Regions from separate parts of the Homo sapiens genome. Here regions 1 and 2 are each linked to region 3. A link is a contact called in ENCODE Hi-C data. All regions are on one chromosome and are shown on one strand. The core of a region is the stretch at or near the end of the contact, and the rest is flanking DNA. Distances in the headings are between cores, read along the strand shown.

Region 1 (3,746 bases), core at 16-2,515, 1.2 Mb before region 3:
ACCTGATTTTAAGATTTACTATATAGCAGTTATCAAGACGGTATGGCATTGGCAGAGGGATAAATGCATAGATCAATGGGACAGAACAGAGAACCTAGAAATAAACCACACACATATGCTCAACCGATTTTAAAAAGCACTTTATGCCTCATATTAGCACAAAATCATATTTTTATTGATTTCAGCCTCTTTTGCCTCTGGGTTTTTGTTTGCAGTGCCATTTCCGCAAACTGTACATTTCTTGTCTCTTCAGAGAAACTTCACTGACTCTTCCAGCCTGAAGTAGTATCTTCTACTTCTAAGCTTAGGAAGAAGCATTTCATATTTTGGCTTCTCATTCAAGCCAGGGATCCATAATAGGAAATTAAGACATTTTAGCACTCACAATGAAAGCAAGAGACCATAGGAGAAGAAAAGCTAGGACTGCTGAGATTATTGTAGCCTGGTTTTCTCCACTGAGCTTCCAAACTTTTCTGAGAACGGTCAATAGAATGGGTTGTAAGCTCACCGAGGCAAGAGCGGTTTCTGTCTCATTCACTGCTACATGAGTTTGCCATGTGAATTGAGTGCCCATGCTGCCAGGCACTGAGCTACCTAGACACACACAATCTTTGAACCTCTGTATCCCTACTCTACCAGCTAGCAGAGAGGAGACCCTCAAATCCTACCCTCAAGAAGTATTTGTGGACAGATTGACTGAATGACTAGGCTGAGGTTGTAGAATCAGAGAAACAAAAACCACGTAGCCGGGTGTGGTAGCTCACGCCTGTAATCCCAGCACTTTGTGAGGTCGAGGTGGATTGATCACCTGAGGACCGGAGTTCGAGACAAACTTGGCCAACATAGTGAAACCCCGTCTCTACTAAAAATACAAAAATTAGCCGGGTGTGGTGGCGGGCGCCTGTAGTCCCAGCTACTCCGGAGGCTGAGGCAGGAGAATCGCTTGAACCCGGGAGGCAGAGGTTGCAGTGAATGGAGATCGCACCACTGCACTTCAGCCTGGGAGACAGAATAAGACCCGTCAAAAAAAAAAAAAAAAAAAAAAAAAAAAGAAGAAGAAGAAGAACCACATGATAGAAACTGAAACCGAAAGAGAACCCACGATAGAATATTCTTCTTCACCTCATATTTATCTAGAGTAGTCTTCCAAACCCAAAATTTATGTTTCAACTGACCTTCTATTTGATATAAAAAATGGGTCTCTGGCTACTAAACAGTTGCAGCCTGAGAGCTCAGGTCTCCAATACCATGGAGTATGAATAAAGCAGAGTGAACCCTCTTCTTTGTGATTTCCACGTGGCTTGACACGTACTAGTCCCCACTGAGTGAGGGTCACACCTTCACTAGTTGGGGCAAATATACAGTGCACTGCAGCTAATTCTAAAATGCACAAATTCCTAGAGAATGCCAAAAGTGAAAGTGTACTGCCTCAGGGTACAGCAGAGAAAATCACAAACATTTGCAGCATCACAGCACAGCACTAAGCCTGGCCGTCTGCCTGCAGCCCTCTGGTAATTGCATTCACCTCTGAAAAGGATGTGAGGGTTAATTTCTTTAGAAACATTTTTTTTTTTCGCAGATCTCCTTGGTTGTGTCAATGGTAATTTATGTAGCAAAAATTGTAAAAACATAAGTCATTGGTCAGCCATCATATAAAACTATACTTTGGGTTACCAATAAAGAGGTTGTGAATAAGCATGTTTCCAAAAACAATTCTTAAAATATTATTTTGGAGTCTATGTTTTGGTAGGATGGCCAGATAAAATACAGGATGTCTGGTTAAATCTGAATTTCAAATAATAAAAAATGTTTTACTGTAAGTATGTCCCTTTCAACATGTGGAACATACTTATACTAAAAGAGTATTTGTTGTTTTTCTGTTTTGAGAGCTGGAGGTAGAAAGGGGGAGGGCACAAGGGATCTTTTGGGGGCAACGAAAATATTCTAAATTTGGATTGTGGTGATTCTGTAACTGAAAATTTACCAAAAAAAAACTGAATTTTGCACTTCAAATGGGTGAACTGTATGATGTGTAAATTATACTTAAATGTAGCTTAGAAAATGCCCATGTTTTATTTTAGATGACCAAGGCTAATATATTTGTATTTGATGGAAAAGTTAAATATTTTTGGTAGTGTTGTTATCAGCAAATCAGGTGATTAAAAATGGAGGAATTTTTAAAATGTTACAGTACTGTATAAACACAACATAGTTTAATATTTCTCTTACTAATCCCAGCATGCATCTTTCATGATTGTATTTTGCTATTAAAATAATTCCATCTGTAATAAAATCTTGCCAGATGTGATTCTCTGCATTTTTGTCAATGGGACAACTGGACTGCAGATATTGAGTAGTTCAAGGTCACATCACGACAGGAATGGGACCATCCCACCAGAAGCTATCTGACCCCTAGCACAATGTTGTTCCAAAATACCATGTGCAATTAATGGAGAAAACAGTTATACTCATCCTTTTTCACCCATTAAAAAAATTTTGTACTATAATAAAAATGTGCAGATGGAAATAAAAGCACCAAGGTAAGATGATGTCAAAATGACTGCAGAAAGATCTTCTGTGATAGTCATCATGCCTTTCCTTCATTCAACAGTTATTTATTGCATGACCACATGTCACACACTGTGCCCCAAGATACAGTAATGACAAACATGAGAGACACTGTTTTTACAGATCTCCCAATGAGAGAAGAATTTCTAGAATTTTTTCTTTTTTGTCATTTGACCTATATTACTTCTTCTTGTTTCTACACAGCTATTCACTCACAAGATACGATAGAAGAGATTTAAAAAATTACCATAATAATTGACCTATTATCCTCTGAGTCTCATCATCTGATAAAGATTTATTCTCAATTATATAAAAATCATCAGTTATTGTTAAATAAGAAACTCAGTATATGTAGACTCCTCCAGTCTCTTGGATTTACATATATAGTTTTAATTGTACAATATTATTGTAAAAGTTAATATCCTTTCAATGTATCTGATTTAAAATTACCACAGAGCATTGTGGGATTAAAGGAGTACTGTGTCAAGAGAACACTGAATTTTATTCTATATAATTCAATGGAAGGAATCAGAAAACAGCAGCTCCCTGCAGGGCCCCAAATGGTTAATTAACATTATGTGAGTGACAGACTTGGGATCTCTGAGCTGATGTGGTATGAAGCTAAAAGATCTCCAGTAGCAACTGACAAAACAATCATTATAATTTGCCTCCATGAGACAAAGAAGAAATCAAACTCCTGAAGGAGCTGAAAATTTTCCCTAAGCAGACATTTACTATAATTATTATTTTTATTGCTACTCTTCATATTCCTAATAGTTAGTACTGTTACTATGGAATTTAAAATCAACTGGTGGCATTGATTGGCATGAAGATGAATGTTCCTAATAAAGAACATACACCAAAAGGAGGCTTCCCGTGATGACATCTGACTGGAGCAGAAATCATTGCTTTTATGTTCTAATGCACTTGAAGTATTATGTTTTCAACTGCTCCATAAATTCAAATACTTCCTAAATAATACATATTTTCTTCTAAAATGTGCTTACTTTCCCTTAATTTTTTTATTTGTAATTAGTATTAACGCATGATATTGAGTGTTGTATCTTCCAAATAATGTTCAGGGTGGATTTATCTTGTAGGAATCCAATATCATTTGATGAAAGTAATTTAGAAAGCTATCCCACAGATTGCTACAATATCCCTTTCTTGGTATGATT
Region 2 (3,585 bases), core at 485-2,984, 1.9 Mb before region 3:
GTGACAGTGAAGTTGTGTGCTGTAATTTTTTAAAATTGCTGAAGTGTCATGGTTTGCTATTTCGTATTTATTGAAAAAATGTAAATGCTATATTTAACAGAATGGCAGTAACTCTGTTTCAATCTGAAGACTTAATCTTACTAATCATGGTAATATATGCTGGCTGGAGTTGGGAATATTTCATAAAATACTGGAATAAATTTGTGCTTATATTTCAGGGGAATTAATAAAAGCACCTTCATCTGCAACATTTAAAATGTTATTGCCTTTAAATTTGTATTAAATAATGCAGGGAAGATAGATCACTGGGGGAGAATGGATGCACCTCTGTGAGGATCTTGGTCATTCAACACACGTGTACGGGTGAGGAAACTAAGGCACGACTTACTGGGTAGGGAGGTAGGGATATTAGCAAGATCCTTCACTTGTCTGGGCTTTCTGTCTTTGAGTCACCTTTGCGCAGTTTTTCACTGGACTTCACAAGCCTCTGAGGCGGCAGGGCAGACAGGACATCCTTATTTTATAGAGGAGGAAACTTAGGCTTACAGAGGTTTCCTGCCCCAAATCACAAAGGTGGAGCCTAGACCTTCTCAGTCTCCACCAACTGTATTTCGGTTAGCCACAATCCTATCTACCCACATCCAAATGGACACTGTGGCTCTGCAACTTCTGTCAAAAGGGCTCTTTGGCAACAGGAAAAACGTCATGGCTCCATTGTATTGTAGAGGATGGGAATGGGTGTTCCGGCTAAATTCTCCCTCCCCTTTCCCTCCACAGCTCAGATGGCAAATGTGCGACCCAGGGACCTCCCGCTCCAGCAGACCTGTGCGCACAACTTTGCACAGATTACCTGCTAAGTCAGAGCCGAAAGGTAACACAGATGCCAAAGGATAATAAAGGTGAATGAGATTTACTCAAAATTGGAAACTTGGTGTTTGGTTTTTCAGGAGAACAATCAACGACTGTGATTTGAAGTTCACCAGGGTATTCTGAGAGATCTAATCAAAGATAGAGTGCTGGTTTGAAATTATTAAAAGGTAACAGTAAAAGGGAGAGCAAAACCCCAGTCCCAACGCAACCCATAAATCTACTTTGTCTTCCTCGAAAGAGGGGCGCGGGTGGGCGCGTCTCCCCGCGAGCATCTCACCTAAGGGGGAATCCCTTTCAGCGCACGGCGAAGTTCCCCCTCGGCTGTCCCACCTGGCAGTCCCTCTAGGATTTCGGCCAGTCCCTAATTGGCTCCAGCAATGTCCAGCCGGAGCTTCTTTGGGCCTCCGAGTGGGAGAAAAGTGAGAGCAGGTGCTTCCCCAGCGGCGCGCTCCGCTAGGGCCCGGCAGGATCCCGCCCCCAAGTCGGGGAAAGTTGGTCGGCGCCTTTTCTCCCCGACGAAGCCGCTCCAGGGCTGCTCTCAGAGGACGCGCGGCAGGCAAAGAGAATGAACCTGAGCGTCCACGAAACGTCCTGCACGGCTCCCGGGAGCTGGGAGAAACAGGTGCCTTTCTCCGACGTCCGCGGGCGACGCCTGCCGCACCTTGCCCGCTGCCGCGCCCCTCCCGGGCACCCCTCGCCCTCGGCGCCCCTGCCCCCGCCCCCAGTGCCAGGGCGGAGGCAGTCCCGGCTCGCAGGTAATTATTGCCAGCGGAGCCCGCCGGGGAGCGGGGGTGGGCGCGCCGGCGGTGGGCGGGCGGGCGCGGCGGGGCGCGGGCATAAAGGGGCGCGGCGCGGGGCCCCGGAGCCTGGCTCCCGCGCAGCATGCCCGCCAGCGCCCCGCCGCGCCGCCCGCGGCCGCCGCCGCCGTCGCTGTCGCTGCTGCTGGTGCTGCTGGGCCTGGGCGGCCGCCGCCTGCGTGCGGAGCCGGGCGACGGCGCGCAGACCTGGGCCCGTTTCTCGCGGCCTCCTGCCCCCGAGGCCGCGGGCCTCTTCCAGGGCACCTTCCCCGACGGCTTCCTCTGGGCCGTGGGCAGCGCCGCCTACCAGACCGAGGGCGGCTGGCAGCAGCACGGCAAGGGTGCGTCCATCTGGGATACGTTCACCCACCACCCCCTGGCACCCCCGGGAGACTCCCGGAACGCCAGTCTGCCGTTGGGCGCCCCGTCGCCGCTGCAGCCCGCCACCGGGGACGTAGCCAGCGACAGCTACAACAACGTCTTCCGCGACACGGAGGCGCTGCGCGAGCTCGGGGTCACTCACTACCGCTTCTCCATCTCGTGGGCGCGAGTGCTCCCCAATGGCAGCGCGGGCGTCCCCAACCGCGAGGGGCTGCGCTACTACCGGCGCCTGCTGGAGCGGCTGCGGGAGCTGGGCGTGCAGCCCGTGGTCACCCTGTACCACTGGGACCTGCCCCAGCGCCTGCAGGACGCCTACGGCGGCTGGGCCAACCGCGCCCTGGCCGACCACTTCAGGGATTACGCGGAGCTCTGCTTCCGCCACTTCGGCGGTCAGGTCAAGTACTGGATCACCATCGACAACCCCTACGTGGTGGCCTGGCACGGCTACGCCACCGGGCGCCTGGCCCCCGGCATCCGGGGCAGCCCGCGGCTCGGGTACCTGGTGGCGCACAACCTCCTCCTGGTGAGTGCGAGGGGCCAGGCGGAGGGCCACGCAGGGGAGACAGAGGGCCTCCACAGGGGCCAGGGGGAAGTGTGGGAACTGAGTCTCCCCCAGACGAGGCTTCACTTGGACACGTGTATGTGGTCACCGGGGGAAACTGAGCAGTTCTGACTTCCCTTGGAAGGCGTGGAATTAGGAGAGAAATCCCTTAGTGGGCACACGAGTGAGTGCCCCTTGGAGTCCATCTGTGGAAAGGAAGCGGTGATAGGTTTCCGCAGTGAGGAAAGAAACTCCTTTCTCTGGGTGTAGAGGAATTCCTAGAGGTGAGGGCGGGGAGGATTTGCTAGGAGTAACTGCAGGAAGAGAATGAGCAGGGTGGATGAAAGAAACACGTTTGTTCTTAAGCCGCACAGATAGCATTACTCTCTGGAGCTGTCACGAGTTCAGTGTTAATCCAATAAGATCTGTCTTGCTTGTGGCACAAGTTCACACTGTTGTGAAAGTGTCAAAACACAACTCCCGGAGAGTCAGATTTAAACTGTGTTTGGAGGTCCCTTCTGCGGCAGGGCAGGGAACTGCATCCACCAATCTTATTCACCGGGGTGTGAAGACCGCTTTATACAATCTCAAACAAAGCTAGTCATAGAAACACAGAAACAACTGCAGGGTGATATAGATTGTTCTACCACATCTATATTTCCACAGTGCTCTCTACAGTTGAAAGGGTTCCTCACTTATGACATTGTTAGCCTGATAAAATTAATTGTAACACCCTTGTGCAAAATATTTTATTAATTTTGACAGCAGGAAATATTGCTATGCCATGGTAAAGTTGTCTCAAGTATTTCTTCCTCCTTTTTTCTCCTTAGTGTTCAAATTTAGGCACCATTGTTTTGGGGATTCATTTATAATCATGTCAGTTGTTAGTACACTTTGTACAGAGTTTTGTATCACAATAAAATATTTTATGTACATGTATAAACATTTTAATAAAAGTGTTTAAATGTACAACTTTTGGTACCCAATTCTGATCAC
Region 3 (3,288 bases), core at 508-3,007:
GTTGTCACTGTCTCTCAAAGTACTCATGCAAGAAGTCTAAAAATAGCAAAAGGTAGAACCTGCTGCCATATAGATATATGCACAGTGGGTAAAAAAACTTAGTGTGACAACCTTTCAGTCTAGATTTATGTATTTTACAAAGATATCATTTTAAATTTGCAAATGAAACAGTACTCTTAAAAGCAGATGATACTCACTTGGGACAGACAAAAATGTAGTAGAAGGATATAAACGTTACAGGATTTTTCAATTATATAGTATATCTCAAGTCATACTATTATGACTTGTATGTTTTGTAAATTTCCCGTACAGTTTCAAGCATTCTAGCATTTTATAATTCAATTGCCATTTAATTTAAATGGACATGCTAGTTACCACTGCTTTCAGAAGTGTTTGCTTAACTACTTTAACAATTCAATCACTTTGGTGCAAGTTTAAACAAACAGACATGCAACCAAGAATTCATCCTAAGTACTGGTTTTGAGGAACTTTTTTATAACCTGTGGTACTTAGAATTTTACCGTGTTCCCATATCCTGGGAGTTAACTTGACTGGCAGGTCCAATTAAATATGAATAATAACAAAACTGATTATGGTGGATTTGTATATTGACCTTTTTCATTTGAGAGGACAATTAAAACGATCTGAATATACCTCAAGATACCTAATATTTCTGGTGACTTGCAATAATCTTTATTGAAAAGGGAAGACCTCATGAAATATTAAAGAAAATTATATCATTCCTTTCAAGGAACAGTCATGCCTATTTAGTTTTAATTCAATACTAACAGCAAGATTACTGTGTACATTTTAATTTTTAAAAATTAAAGGTTTATTTTTTGTCTCGTATCTGTGCAGACATAGATATGTACTTTTCTCACAGACAAGGCTGGCAGTGAGAATCACCCATGTTTTTAGATAATTTCGAAAGTCCTCTGAATTGTACGTGCCTGTGAAAAAAGGAAACATTAATAATTGGCATCATACCTGAGGATTGTCAGGATTTTGAAAGTGTGGGATTTGTCGTTCCCACCAAACTACCCCACAGTGTCACACACTGCAGTCTTTTTAGGCTGGGAGGCGAGTTCAAGAGCTGTTTGTTGTTCCGAGCTTGATCCAGAGAGGATCACTGTTTGACAAGTTCTATTTTAAGTCGTGCCTGAGTGTGCAGGTGTCAGCCTCTTTCATGGCTGTAGAAAAAGCACCATTACACTCCGTCTGTATTCTTCCCCCGACAATGCAGGATCGCCCCCCCGCCCCCCCGCGCGTTTGTTTCTGCTTTGCCAGCCACTTTTTCTTTGGGAAATTCTAGGGAGGGCAGGCGGACAGGACTGCGAGGAAGGGCGAGGAGGGGCAGAAAGAGGTCGTCTGCCACTCCCCTACCTTACAAGGCACGTGGCACTGGCAGTAGCAGCAGCTGGATGCAACAACTGAGATGAGGAACCTCCTCCCAGCAAGAGGATATTGAGAGAAGGAGGAGGTGGCAGCGAAGGCAAGACATGCACACTGTGTCCTTCCCCAAAGGGAGAATCCGCCCTCAAGGGAAAAACCACAAGGAAGCCACTACCCGCCCCGCCTCTGCCAGCTTGCCCCAGTGTCTGGCAGCAGTCCCCATGCACCTGCTCACCTGTCTATCCGTTCGGGGTGGTTGGGGGAGGGACGAGGGGTGTCGGGGTGGGTGGGTGGGAAGAGAAGGAGGGCAGGGCAAAAGAGGGGGTGCACCGAGGGCTCCGCCCCCCCGGAGGCTGTGCGCAGGCGCAGTGGCTGCTACCGCAGGCAGGGGGCGGCAACATGGCGGAGTGAGCGGCGGCGTCGGGGCTTCACAACAACAGTGGTGGCCGTAGCAGCGGCGGCAGCAGCGTCAATAGCATCGGCCACAGCCTGAGCTTCAGCACCGGCCAGCGTCGTGGCCAGCTGCTCGCGTCCTCGGGCTTCTCGGAGCGGCTGCAGCATCTCCGCGGGGGGCGGGCCGGGCCGGACAGACCGGGAGAGGGAGAGAGCAGAGGCAGCGGCGGCGGCAGCGGCAGCGGCAGCGGCACACCTGCTGGGCGGGCACAGCCGCTTGCCCGGCAGCGGTTAGCGGTACCGCCACCGCCGAGAATAAGCCTGCGGATCCCCCGCCGCCTCCGCGGGGGAGAGCGCCGGAGCGGGCCGGGCTGAGGCGCAGGCGGGGAGCGGGCCCGGCGCCGCGGCGCTGGTGGATGCTGGGGCTCCGAGGCGACGGCCGGGGGGCGGGGGCCGAGGCAGGTATAACGGTACCGGCGGCGGCAGCGCCGCTGCTCTTCCCTTCTCCTCAGGAGGGGGGCCAATGGCTAGCGAGAAGCCGGGCCCGGGCCCGGGGCTCGAGCCTCAGCCCGTGGGGCTCATTGCCGTCGGGGCCGCTGGCGGAGGCGGCGGGGGCAGCGGTGGTGGCGGCACCGGGGGCAGCGGGATGGGGGAGCTAAGGGGGGCGTCCGGCTCCGGCTCGGTGATGCTCCCCGCGGGGATGATTAACCCTTCGGTGCCGATCCGCAACATCCGGATGAAATTCGCAGTGTTGATTGGACTCATACAGGTCGGAGAGGTCAGCAACAGGGACATCGTGGAGACGGTGCTCAACCTGGTAAGGAAAAGGCGTGCTCTCAATCTGCTTCCCCAGTCCCCACATACACCGTCCCCAGCGCCTTTCCCTCCCACCCTTCACCCCCAGGGTCACACGCGCCGCGCGTCCCTGGGAGCGCAGAGCGTTCAGCCGGTATTGCCCAGCGGGTGACCTGCCTGCGCGCTGCTAGAGCCACGCCACCTCCCTCCTCTCCTCTTTCTGGTCCTCTCCTGCCACCTGAGCGCAGTGCCCAACTTAACACCGCTTCTTCTCACTTTTTAGGACCGCGAGTAACCCAGTACCCGCGGTGAAGGTTTTGGGTCGACTTTAGAGTTTAGTTAGGAGGTGAGGAGGCCTCCTGTTCTCTGGGGTTCTTTTTCTCACACTTAATTGTCCTTGGTGTCGCTCTCCGAGGATGACAGCCTTGCCCCTGGAGCCTAAATTCCCCCGTGCTGCTGAAATGTGAGAAGCGCATTAGCTTCCAACTTGAGCAGCTGGGGTGTGATGTTTTCGAAGGAGACAGAAAATGATGCAGTTTTGCATCTGTCTTTAAATATTCCAAGGCCATGATGGAGAGTGTTGTGTCTGTATCCATCCCCCTCCATCTCAGAAGCAGCCGTCCCTTCTTTGTAATATTGCCCTGAATATACTGATCTCTTAGTCATTTTTTGTGCACACAAGGTGTGTGAGGACACCAAATCACACAG

The links. A loop is a pair of places that touch in the nucleus more often than their neighbours do. Pooled maps may share reads with other maps.
Region 1: a pooled map shows a loop between it and region 3 (5-fold over the local background). The contact joins the enhancer-like site here to the promoter of NBEA in region 3. A Hi-C loop is called at or near these places in 4 of 50 pooled maps.
Region 2: a pooled map shows a loop between it and region 3 (4-fold over the local background). The contact joins the promoter of KL here to the promoter of NBEA in region 3. A Hi-C loop is called at or near these places in 4 of 50 pooled maps.

The regions. Positions count from the first base shown.
Region 1 is chr13:33,786,051-33,789,796 of GRCh38, forward strand. No RefSeq gene overlaps it. Among named protein-coding and RNA genes, the nearest start is that of RFC3, 30 kb to the right of the region's middle. Within about 2 kb of position 1,266, at least 5 of the 41 ENCODE cell types and tissues checked have a DNase peak (open chromatin) inside an H3K27ac peak, as active enhancers do.
Region 2 is chr13:33,014,689-33,018,273 of GRCh38, forward strand. It overlaps KL (klotho), which reads left to right and starts at 1,735. Exons shown (of 5, transcript NM_004795.4): 1 at 1,735-2,571. The coding sequence starts at 1,753. It overlaps LOC124903151 (translation initiation factor IF-2-like), which reads right to left and starts at 1,765. Exons shown (of 2, transcript XM_047430819.1): 1 at 1,148-1,765. The coding sequence starts at 1,754. RefSeq lists enhancers at 1,339-1,914, 1,915-2,492, 2,701-2,760 and silencers at 1,771-1,840, 2,531-2,630.
Region 3 is chr13:34,940,513-34,943,800 of GRCh38, forward strand. NBEA (neurobeachin) reads left to right here and starts at 1,758. Exons shown (of 59, transcript NM_001385012.1): 1 at 1,758-2,602. The coding sequence starts at 2,309. It overlaps LOC124903231 (a long non-coding RNA gene), which reads right to left and starts at 1,678. Exons shown (of 2, transcript XR_007063908.1): 1 at 1,628-1,678; 2 at 809-1,190. RefSeq lists an enhancer at 1,340-1,449 and silencers at 1,620-1,689, 2,130-2,249.